3 separate regions of the Homo sapiens genome follow, and regions 1 and 3 are each linked to region 2. Evidence: chromatin contacts called from ENCODE Hi-C or POLR2A ChIA-PET data. All regions are on one chromosome and are shown on one strand. The core of a region is the stretch at or near the end of the contact, and the rest is flanking DNA. Distances in the headings are between cores, read along the strand shown.

Region 1 (3,792 bases), core at 788-3,287, 1.0 Mb after region 2:
GGGGGACAGCATCAGCAGAGCCTGAGGGGTTGCAACCAGGTCTCTAGTTTGTTTAGGTTCTAACTGACCCAGCCCTGAAAAAAAAAAAAAAGGAGTTCAGTGTTGTGTAGAAGGGGGCACAAACCTTCCTAATTCCGGCACCCCAACCTAAACCTAAAGACCTACCCTACCCTTTGCCTCTATTGTGAAACTCTTGCTTTCACGTTCTGTGACCTTCCTCTCTCAAACTCCAACTTCCCAATGAGTGTGGATCAGCAGGAAAAGCCCACAGCCTTGCTGCTGCTGCTACTGTTGTTGCTTTTTTGGTGAATGAGGAAAAATCTTTGCTGAGGCCTGAGTTTCTCTAGGATTTCTATCGCTTGGTCAAGCAAATATGCCTCCTAAGCAGCCTCCAAAGTGGCTTCAGAGAGACCCAAAAGCCTGGAATATTTTACTGTGGGGCCCCCCTGGAAGCACTGTTTAGCCATCCCTGCCAGATTGTCTCATTTGAGCCTATTTCATTCCTGGTCACAGATCCAGGCTGCCAGATGTCAAGAGCCAAAGAAAACTGACCTACCATCAAAAGCAGAGTCAGACAAATCTAAAACGATAACTCTGTAGGGACCGCGGGCAGATACTATGCAGCAGACATTATGTGCCGCCTCTGAAACTTCTGGCAAGCCCTGGGGAGCAACTTGGGACAGACACCAGAAGCACCACCTTCCTGGGTCACCATGGGCCCACTCCTGCAATGACCACTCCCCAAGTGGAGTGATTTGAAAAAGATTCCATAACAGCTCTCACAATCCATATCTCAGTCTCTCTTCTTTCACTGTGAAGGTTCTGCTGCTGCAGTTTCTTAGAAAGGCAGGAAGGGTCCCTGCTTGCTCCTTGGAGTACCTACTATTTCCCTTGGAGAATCTGCTGCTTTCACAGCTGTCCCTGGGCAAATCCAGTCTGGTGATTACCATTATCAGACTATTCTCACAGCACCTATAAAACTTCATTATACTTATGTACCTGTCCATCTTTCTATTAGACTCCTGGTAGACAAGGATCGTATGTATTTCTCTTGGTACTGAAGTGTCCAATATAATGCCCCAGTAGTTGCTCAAAGAATTATCTGTGGAACACATCAACATCCTTATTTAATATACCGGCCCTGGAGTTAGAAAAACAACTAATTATAACCCCAGTCTTGCGTCTTACTAGCTATAACACCTCAGACAACTTTCTCAGAGCCTCAGCTTTCTCATCAGTAAAATGGGGTTAAAAACAGTACCTACCTCATGAGGTTGTTTTGAAGATGACGTGAAATCATCGAAGCAAAATACTTGGCACAGTGCCTGGCACACTGCAAATTGCAATTGCTTAATAACGGTAGTAATTATTTATCACAACCACAACTAACCCCTGATGGTAAGAAGGTTAATGTTATTAACCATGATTTACAGGAAAAGAAACTGCGGCAAAGAAAGACGAAAACGATTGGCACAGACACAGGGAACTCTCGTGGGGAGGGGCCCGGCAGGACCCCAGGTGTCCGGCCTCAGGGGTCTTTGCTCTGTCCCTCAGCCTGTGATCTACCCTGTCCGTACCGTGACCGCACGGTGAGGAGGGGTCCCGCACCCTTTTTCTGAGGCGAAGGTTCCGCTTTTGGATGGTCCTATTCCCTCGGCGTTGGACTGGGGTCCATGGGCCCACCCGAACCGAAGGGCTGCCTGGCCCCAGCCTCCGTGATAAGACCAGTTGTCCCGGCCAGTGAGGAGTAGGGTCGGCTAAGGGGGTCACAAACCGTCCACACCCCTCAAACTTCGGGGCGGGGCTGGGGAACTGGGGGCGGGGCTTCAGGACGCGAGGAGTCATGGGAAATTAAAGGGGGATTGGACCGGCACTGTGCCTGGATGGGGAAGTCCTCACCTGAAAAGACCAGACTAAATGTTTTGACCTCGCCAGGACGGCCCCTGGACTCGTCTTTCCGTAGGGGTCGGGAAAAGGGCTGGCAATCTGCGATTCTGTTCAGGGTCCGGTCTCTTCCGGCTTCTCCCGGAAGCTGTTATACCAGGGACAGGAAGTCCCGCCTCCGCGCCTTGCACTGATGACGCGAAGCTGCGTAAGACGGGCTGACGTAAAAGGTATTCTTTAAATAAAAGGGACAGGTTTCTCAGCGGAAGGAGGGGTGGAGTCATTGTTGGCGGGATTGCGGCCCTCCCAGAGCGGGGCCACGCCTGGTGGGCGGGGCCTTAGGCAATCCAGGGTGAGAGGCGGGGCCAGGGGGGAGGAGTTAGCGCGGAGGTACTTGGGAAAGGGGCGTGGCTTCGCGACTGCGGAAGGTTGCCCGGGCTGGCGCCGCTGGGCAGAGCCGGTGCGACGTTTCCCTTTCCAGCTTTGTTCTTCCGGCCCTGCTGTCTGCCTCCCCGGCTGATTGGATTCGTTACTGCTTTGCAACGCGCACCTAACTCCAGGTTAGCGGGGATTAGTAAGAACTCAGCTCTGGGCCAGTCGGGAAGACAGATAAGGAGACCAGTTAGTCAGCATCCAGTGCTTGAAGAGTGCGGCCCCAGGTAGTGTGGGACCCGGAGAAAGAAGGCGGGAAAGCATTTCAAAGAAGGCACAGATTCGGCGCAGGCTTAGGACACAAAAAGGGGGAAAAGTCCAGCTTTCAAGAACTTATCCAGATTTTTGCAGTTAAAATTTTTTCTTTTTTGAGACGGGAGTTCCGCTCTTGTTGCCCAGGCTGGAGTGCAATGGCGCGATCTCGGCTCACTGCAACCTCCGCCCCCCCGGGTTCAAGCGATTCTTTTGCCTCAGCCTGCCGAGTAGCTGGGATTACAGGCATGCGCCACCACGCCCCGCTAATTTTGTATTTTAGTAGAGACAGGGTTTCTCCATGTTGGTCAGGCTGGTCTCGAACTCCCGACCTCAGGTGATCCGCCCCCGTCTCGGCCTCCCAAAGTGCTGGCATTACAGGCGTGAGCTACCGCGCTCGGCCGCAATTAAAATTTTTTCTAAAAACTTACTGTGGCCGGGGGGAGTGGCTTACTCTTGTAATCCCACCGCTTTGGGAGGCAGAGGTGGGAGGATCGCTTGAGCTCAGGAGTTCGAGGCTGCAGTGAGCTATGATCTGAGCCACTGCATTGCACCCGACAGGGAGGCCTTGTCTCCAAAAAAAAAAAAAAAAGCGCTGGAGTTTGGGGTTTTGGAGAACTACTGATTAAAGGATAAATAATCCAGACAGGGGCAAACATAAGCAAAAAGCTCGGTGGCTTCTACCAACTGAACACTGGCAGAAGTAGCACTTAGATCAAGAAATAGATAATTAGGACTGGCGCGGTGGCTCACGCCTGTAATCCCAACACGTTAGGAGGCTAAGGCAGGCGGATCACAAGGTCAGGAGTTCAAGACCAGCCTGGGTAACATGGTGAAATCCCGTCTCTACTAAAAATACAAAAATTAGCCGGGCGTGGTGGCGCACGCCTGTAATCCTGGCTACTCAGAAGGCTGAGGCAGGAGAATGGCTTGAACCTGGGAGGCGGAGGTTGCAGTGAGCTGAGATGGAGCCACTGCACGCCAGCTGGGGTGACAGAGCGAGACTCTGTCTCAGGAAAAAAAAAAAAAAGAAAGAATTACCCCAGAATCTCCCCCTTCATGTCTTCTTCTAGCCATTAACCTCCAAAGAGTAATCACTATTCTGACGTCTGTCACCATACATTAGTTTTTCCTGTTTTTGTACTTGCTATAAATGGAATCCAACTGTGTATCCTCTTCGGTGTCTAGCTTCTTTTTTGTAAGTCCTTTCATTGTGGTAAAATA
Region 2 (3,711 bases), core at 75-2,574:
TGTCACCCAGCGTCCAGCAAGGGAAGGCTGACAGCAGGCAGGCCACCAGGCAATTAGTTAGAGGAGGGAGCCAGGGCCAGGGCGTCGGGGGTGGGGAGAGTGAGAGTGAGCAGCTCTTCCTCTCCCTACTTCTGCCTTATGCAGGGTCTTGGAGACCCCTGAGTCTGCTCTGGAGCCCCCACCCCACTGAACATGTTGACTGTTTCCAGGCTCGGCCTGAGCTGCTGGTTCCCTCCCAGAGACCTATTCCCCAGCGACCCCGCTCCAATTCCCCAGGTAGGCACAGAGGGGGGTGGTTCCAGATTTTGCTCCACCCCTAGCCTGGGCGACCCACCCGTCCTGACCCCACCCTCCCTCATCTTACTCCCTTCAGTGGCTTGGAAAGGATGCCCCAAGATAAAGACCCACAGGCACCCTGGCTCTGACATATGGCGGGGTAGAAACACAGATACCTCCTGGCCATGATCCGACAACCCCATTCCCCGCAGCCCAGGCGCCCAACAAATCAGGACCCAACACCTCCAGCAGGTCTCCCGCTCCCGGGAGGTTGTAACCCTTTCATCTTTGACTCCAGACACAGAAAGGCAGATGCCCCAGACCCGCGCCCGGTGGCTGGGCCTGCGTGCAGTGGGGAAGGGGGCGACCCGGGACCCCTGTGCGTGCCCCGCTCCCAACTTCTTCACAGGACATACTTGTTTAGACCTTAAGACCCAGCTGGGGTGGAGGCGTCTTAGGGAGGGAGACCGGGCGATAACTGAAGAAAGTTTTGGGGGGAGAGTGCTAAGTCACTCTGAAAAAAAGGCCACTGTCGCTCCCACCTCCTGGAGGGGGCAGCTGCCGGACCGGGGATCTCCAAGCGGCACCTGAGTCCCCGGGGGCGGGGACGCGCGCCCAGCCCCTGCCGCGCCCCTGCCGCCCCCCGCCCGCGCCCGACCCGCCTCCGGGTCGCACTCACCAGGGCGCGGTTGAACCTCTCCTCCAGCTCTCCGGCCGCGGGCATCGGCTGCTTGGGAGGCGCGGGCTGCTTGGGGGGCGGCGCGGCGGGGCCCGCGGGCTGCTCGGCGCTGCCGGCCGCGTTGCCCATGGTGGTCCCCACCCAGCCGGCCAGGCGCCTCCAGCCTCGGAAATCCAGCTTTCCGGGGGACGGGGACGAGGCTCCCGGCCCGGGCGGGGGCGAGGGGGCAGCGGCTGGCGGTGGCGGCGGGGGTCTCGGCAGCGGGGGGCGCTCGGCTCAGCGGCGCGCAGGGGCCGGAGCGCGGCGTCCCATCGGGGCGGCCCCGTCCGTGGGACCGGGCGGCGAGCTGCAGGGTTGGGGGAGGAAGTCAGGCTGCAGGCCGCCGGGGCCAGAGGGCTGGGCCGGGGGCAGGAAGCTGCGGCGCTGGCTCCCCCCTCGGCGATTTTCGAACTTCTGCTGTCGCTCCCCGTGCGCGCAAACCGCAGTTCGCCGCCGCCGCCGCCGGGCACCCAGCCCCAGGGGGGCGGGCTGGAGGGAGGGGGCGGGCGCTGGCCGGGGGACCCCCGCAACCATGGCGGGCGGGGAGTGGGCTGCCGAGCCGCTTCACCTGCCGCAGAGGGGGCGGCCGGCGCCGCTTCACCTGCCGGAGCGGGAGGCCACCGAGGCGAGGCCGAGGCGGCGGCGCGCTCGGCGGCGCCTCCGGGTCCTAGAACCGCATCCTCCCGCTCGCCTCGGGCGAGGGATTGGCCGGGTCTGGGTGAAGGGGATCACGGCCTGGGGATTGGAGGGGCACATCTTCTCCGCACCGAGGATCTCAGCGACTGCGAGCACGGCTCGGAGACCCACGGTGGTGCAGCGTTGGGGCGCCAGGGCTGCGTTCCCGTCTCGCGTCCCGGACTGAGAAGGTGGGAACCCCCTTCCAGGCCCCCCACCTTTTATTTCTCTCCTCCCCTGCTTAGCCCAGAGACGAGCTGAGGACGAGGGGGAGCCATCTCCAAACAGGAACTCCTAAACAGGGTGGGGGGCGCGGACGCAGGCCAGTGGAGACCCCCGCCACCTGTCCCACCTCGACCAACCGTGCGCCTGTGCAGGGCACCCCTACAGGTTTTAGAATGGGGGCACCTATGGAATATGGCAGGCTGCGAGAAGCTGGGCCCGCCAAGGTGGTCCCAAGGAGGAGTGGGGGGTTGCGGAAAGGAGGATGAGAGCCAGCCACAAGGCTGGAAAAGGAGTGGGCACCGCAGAGGAGGGAAAAAGAATCTTGACACTGTCACCGCCAGGGATCTAGGGGGGCCTCTTACCTTGGAGAATAACAATCTCTGATGTCTGCTAATTACAGAAATACTTTCAGAGCTCTTTCATTCATCCTGACAATGGCCAGAGAAGGTAGGTATTGGTAGCCTTATTTTAGAGATGGGGAAACTGAGGCTGAGAGTAGGTAAGTAAGCTGTCCAAGGGCACTCAGCTAACAAAGGACAGAAGCAAGCCTCCTCACTGTCTACCTCCAAAACCTACACTGGCTTGGAGTTGCTGTCCTGGCCCTCCACTGCCCATCTCATGTAGGACGGGAGAGTATGGGGGGCTGGGGTCCCATCTATAGCCTGAATTTGAGACTTTCAGTTGCTCCTCTCATTCCCCATTTAATTTGTGGGGATCCCCAACTGACCCCTCCCTACACTTCCAGGGCACTGAGGAGGGAGGGCCCGCTGAAGGAGCCCCGAATTATCTCTAGGCCAGGTCAGGAGCCATTAGTGTCCCCTCCCCTGACAGCATCCTCCTCCTTCTGCCCTCACATTCAGAGCCACTGACAAGACTTTAAGCAAGAGACGGAGAGTTAACATCTAATCTGGAGGAAGACCCTGGAAGGAGCCAGCCCCTTCCCCCAGGCTGACCTGGTTTAAGCCTTTCTTCTGCCAAGGTCACCAGCACCCCAGATGGGTGAGAGATGTGATCACTGGTTTCGTGGCCTGACCAAGGACCTCCAAGGTGAGTCAAAGCAGAATTCTCCTTGGGCATGCAGGGAAAATGATCCATTCCCTGCACACTGCCATATTCTCCTTCTCAGACAGACCAGAGCCTTGCCCTTGGGTCCTTGCCCTTGAGATTAGCTAGGACCTCCTCCTCTTCTTCTCCTTCTTTCTTCTTCTTCTTGTCTCTATAAGATAACTGTCGTGGAAGACTTTTTTTTTTCTTTTAAGATGGAGTCTCTCGCTGTTGCCCAGGCTGGAGTGCAGTGGCTCGGTCTCAGCTCACTGCAACCTCCACCTCCCAGGTCCAAGCAATTATCCAGTCTCAGCCTCCTCAGTAGCTGGGACCACAGGTGCGTGCCACCACACCCAGCTCATTTTTGTATTTTTAGTAGAGACGGGGTTTTGCTATGTTGACCAAGCTGGTCTCGAACTCCTGACCTCAAGTGATCCGCCTGCCTCGGCCTCCCAAAGTGCTGGGATTACAGGCATGAGGCACCCCGTCCAGCCTGGAAGACTTTTTTTTTTAATGAATAAAAACACATTTTTTTAAAGAATGGATTCCCTGATTCCTCAATGGCTGTCTCTTTCAATTGAACAATAAACCTTTACTTAGCATCAGCTACATGCCCATCACTGTGCTTGGTCCTGCAGATTCTGTGGCAGATGAGAAATGCCTTGGTCCTTGGGCTGCTTGCAGCCTAGCGAGGGACAGACTTTTAACCTCTCTAGGAGAGTGGCTGCTTCAAGTCATCCTATGGGACCAGCTGTTCATGCTTCCTCTTGCCC
Region 3 (3,452 bases), core at 412-2,911, 1.0 Mb after region 2:
ACGATTTCTCTGCGGGGACTGGCGGCGGCGTACACGCCCGGGTCGGGCGCTGCAGAGCTTGGCTGGCTTTCAACCCGCGCTCGCCGGCTCCAGCCCCGCGCGCCCCCACCCCTAGCCCTCCCGGCGGCTCCGCAGGTGAGTGCGAGCTGGGGGCAGAAATATCCAAAAGTCTCAACATGCCCGCCCTGCAAAAAGAAAAAAAAAAGACGAAAACCATTTTTCTTTAAAAAAAAAAAATTTTTTTTGTGCAACCCCTAGAGCAGTGGGAGGGAAGGGGTGAGGCTGAGCCGCCCGGAGGAGGCGGAGGGGCCAGGCGAGGCCGGGGTGGCCCGGGAGGCGGCGGCGCCGAGGCGGCTCTGACGGGCAAGCGCTCGGAGCGGCGCTGCGCTGCGCCGAGGCGGGCGGGCGGGCGGGCGGAGCGGGGCGGGCGGAGCGCGGCGCGTGGGGCTCGCCATTAGCCGTCGCTCCGCTTCGCCATCTCGGGCTTTGTCTGGCGACTCGCTGCCCCGGCGTCGGCTGCAGCGGAGCTGCGGCTCGACTGTTCGGCCCGCCGTGCTCCCAGGTGCCCCCGGCCTGCGCTCCCATCCACACGCTCGGTAAGTGAGCCCGGGAGCCGCGGATTTCGGGGGAGAGGGGTTGCTACGAGTGGCGGCGGCGCCGATCTTCATGCGCCCGGGCAGGCCTGGAGAACCATGCCGGGCTGGATTGAACCGGCTCCCACAGCGGCCCCTCCGCCGGAGCCCGTCGTTCCCTTGCCGTTTCCGGGGTGTAAAGAGCAACGGGGATTTTTTTTTTTTAATGCAGAGGTTTTAGTTTTCGGGTTTTTTTTTAAGTTTCGTATGTGCCGTTCGGCAAGGAGAGGACCGCGAGGTAGGCACCGAAGCTGGACGCCGCGATCGGCGTGCGTGCGCCCCAAACCAGCGGCCACGCTCCGGGGGATGAGGGTGGGCGCGGACCGCTCGCTCCGGGAGGCGGGAGAGAGCTGGCCTGGAAGCCCTAGTCTGAGCTGGGAGAACTTGGGGGAGAGCTCCGGAGCAGGGCTGTGGGCGCCCCCCGAGCCTCCCCGGACGCCGGGGGCACCTCCGGGCACCCTCTCCGCGGCCGCACCTCGGCCCTCCCTCGCCGGCGAAGCCTGCTAGTTCCCCCGCGGGTCTGGCGAGGTCGCTCTCGGCGCCCGCCCGCCCGCCTAGGCTCCGAGCCCCGCCGCCATCCGGGCGGCTGCGTGTCTCCCTGCCCCGGCCCCCCCCCCCTTCCCCGGCGGCGGCAGCAGCAGCAGCAGCAGCCGCCGCCGCCGCCAGCACCACCACCACCACCCCCCTCCCCTCCTTCCTTCCCTCCGCCTCGGCCGCCCGGGTCCCCCCAGCTCCCGCCCCTCCTCCCAGCTGCCCCCCGCGGAGCCCGCCCGGGCAGGCTGTGGGAGGGAGCGGAGCCGGCGAGGCGGGCGGGCTGGCGCTCGCTCCCCGGGGGTCGGTGTGCGCTCTACGGGGAAGGACGCGCTCGCTGCCCCGCTTCTCCCGCCCCCCCTCCCGCTCCTCCTCCTCCCTTCTCCCTCCTCCTCCCCGCTCCGGCGGCTGAGGCTGCGGCGGCGGCGGGGGGTGTGCGAGCTGAGGCCGGGGCCGGCGGCGGGCGGGCTGCCTGCAGGCGGAGGGCGCTGTGCTTTGTGCTTTTCGCCGCGAGGAGCAGCAGGCAGCAGCCACAGCCGCCGCCGCCGCCGCCGCCGCCACAGCAGCAGCAGCCGCCGCCCCAGCGCCGCCGCCTCGCCCGGAGGAGGAGCCGCTGCCGCCGCGGGAGGGAGCTGCGGCTGTGCCCGGCCGAGCGGGGGAGGGCGCCGCCACTCAGAGCCAGGGAGGGAGCCGCTGGAGCGGGAAGCCCGGAGGCCGCGCTGCGCCGGGTAACCGAGGCGGCTGAGGACGCGCGCTGGGGTCGGGGCCGGACGGCGGGAGCGAACCGCGGGGTGCGGTGGGCGCCCAGCGGGGACCCGAAGCGACCACCGAGCAGGCGACCGGGCGCGAGCAGACCAGGGCACTTGGGAGGACGCCGAGAGCCGGGGGAGGGGAAGGCAGGAAGCGAGGCCTGAGCCGAGCCCCGGCCGCTGGCGGAGGAGCCCGCGCTTCTCGGAGCCGGCAGGCGCAGTTCTCCCCGGCCGCCGGAGGGGGCGGCGGGGCCGGTGAGCGCTGCGCCCCCGCCTCCCGGCCGCCGTCCTCCCGCCCTCTCCTTGGCTCGGCTCCCCGGAGGCCGGGGCGGGGGCGCCGGCGGGGCTGGGCCGCAGGCTCGGGGGAGGAGGCGGCGGTTCCCGCCGCGGTCGCGCCTCTGTGCCGGGCTCCTCCGTGCGCGTCGGGGTGGCTGGGCGGTGGCGGCGCCTCTGGCCGGGGTGGGTGGCTCGGGGGCGGGGGGCAGGCTAGGCCGCTTCTCTCCGGCTGCTTGCCCGCCTGTGCGGGCGGGGACGGCGAAGGGAGCCCGGGAGGGGGGAGCGGCGGGAATCCGGATCCGGTCCCCGGGGGCGGTGCGGCCGCTCCGCTCCGGGGCTGGCGGCGGCTGCGCTGCGTCCGGGTCCCCGCCGGGTTGCGGAGGCGGGGGGAACCGGCCGGGGGGAGGCGGGAGGAGGAGACTGGGGCGCGTGCCCGCTTCCGTGGCCGCGCGCGCCCTTTACCCGCCCTTCCTCTTCCCCCGCCCTCCAGCCTGGGGCCTCCCCGGGGCGGGCGCTCCGAGGAGGAGGAGATTTTTTCTTTTTTTTTTTTTTTGGCTGGGGTTGGGAAGCGGGGCGGAGGGCGGGCGCTCGCTGCACGCGGGAGCTAGGAGCAGGCCCTCGCGTGGCCAGGGGAGGGCGCGCGCCGCGGAGCCGGGCTGCAGGGGCTGGGGGAGGGGGTCACGAGGAAGAGGAGGGGCGCACTCCCATTCCCATAGACCCCTTAAGTCTAATAAGGTCATGGCTGAGTCTCTCAGAGTGTGGACCTGCCCCCTTCTACTCTGGGCGGTTAGAAAGTCGTTAGTCGTTCACCTCTCAGCCTTCCTGAGTGGGAACTGGTATGTCTTCCAAAGGGTGAGGTGGCTTTGACCCCGGGTTGCCCGGCCAGCACGACCGAGGAGGTGGCTGGACAGCTGGAGGATGAACGGAGAAGCCGACTGCCCCACAGACCTGGAAATGGCCGCCCCCAAAGGCCAAGGTAGGGGCATCCACCCCCGGCCCTCTGAAACTTAAACCCTCTTTCCCTCGTGGCTGCGGGGCTCACTCCCTTCTTCAAGGGCTTTTTCAGTCTGCATACACTGAACTGGGGGAGAAAGTGCCTTGAGTATTTATGAATCAAGCATCTCCCACACTTGGGGTTTGGCTGAATCCAAATTATTTGGCCTGGAGTGGCTCACCTCCCCTCTCTCCCTGTCCCTCACCCTCTGTGTTAGAGGAGGCCTGCCTTCTGGGGTTCCCATTCAGCCTGAAGTGTGTCCCAGCCCAG

What was found. Hi-C counts contacts between places; a loop is a spot of excess contacts on that map. ChIA-PET counts read pairs that join two places held with the same protein, here RNA polymerase II (POLR2A). Pooled maps may share reads with other maps.
Region 1: a pooled map shows a loop between it and region 2 (6-fold over the local background). The contact joins the promoter of TMUB2 here to the promoter of FMNL1 in region 2. A Hi-C loop is called at or near these places in 6 of 50 pooled maps. POLR2A ChIA-PET finds 5 or more read pairs at or near these places in 4 of 52 experiments (activated B cell, activated CD4-positive, alpha-beta T cell and activated naive CD4-positive, alpha-beta T cell).
Region 3: a loop to region 2 is called in a pooled map, with 8 times the contacts of the local background. The contact joins the promoter of UBTF here to the promoter of FMNL1 in region 2. A Hi-C loop is called at or near these places in 3 of 37 single-sample maps with no recorded cell type and 9 of 50 pooled maps. POLR2A ChIA-PET finds 5 or more read pairs at or near these places in 3 of 52 experiments (activated B cell, activated T-cell and naive thymus-derived CD4-positive, alpha-beta T cell).

Annotation. Positions count from the first base shown.
Region 1 is chr17:44,185,217-44,189,008 of GRCh38, reverse strand. It overlaps TMUB2 (transmembrane and ubiquitin like domain containing 2), which reads right to left and starts at 2,037. Exons shown (of 4, transcript NM_001076674.3): 1 at 1,900-2,037; 2 at 1,266-1,333. The coding sequence starts at 1,300. ASB16-AS1 (ASB16 antisense RNA 1) reads left to right here and starts at 2,292. Exons shown (of 3, transcript NR_049730.1): 1 at 2,292-2,444. RefSeq lists an enhancer at 2,179-2,713.
Region 2 is chr17:45,219,498-45,223,208 of GRCh38, reverse strand. FMNL1 (formin like 1) reads right to left here and starts at 1,324. Exons shown (of 27, transcript NM_005892.4): 1 at 956-1,324. The coding sequence starts at 1,084. It overlaps FMNL1-DT (FMNL1 divergent transcript), which reads left to right and starts at 1,444. Exons shown (of 3, transcript NR_147507.1): 1 at 1,444-1,860; 2 at 2,755-2,941. RefSeq lists enhancers at 1-285, 286-786 and silencers at 633-927, 850-959, 1,240-1,289, 1,300-1,749.
Region 3 is chr17:44,217,884-44,221,335 of GRCh38, reverse strand. It overlaps UBTF (upstream binding transcription factor), which reads left to right and starts at 1,661. Exons shown (of 21, transcript NM_014233.4): 1 at 1,661-1,891; 2 at 3,040-3,164. The coding sequence starts at 3,107. All of the region lies in intron 1 of ATXN7L3-AS1 (ATXN7L3 antisense RNA 1), which reads right to left. RefSeq lists silencers at 225-444, 955-1,644, 1,771-1,935, 1,695-2,714, 2,765-2,934.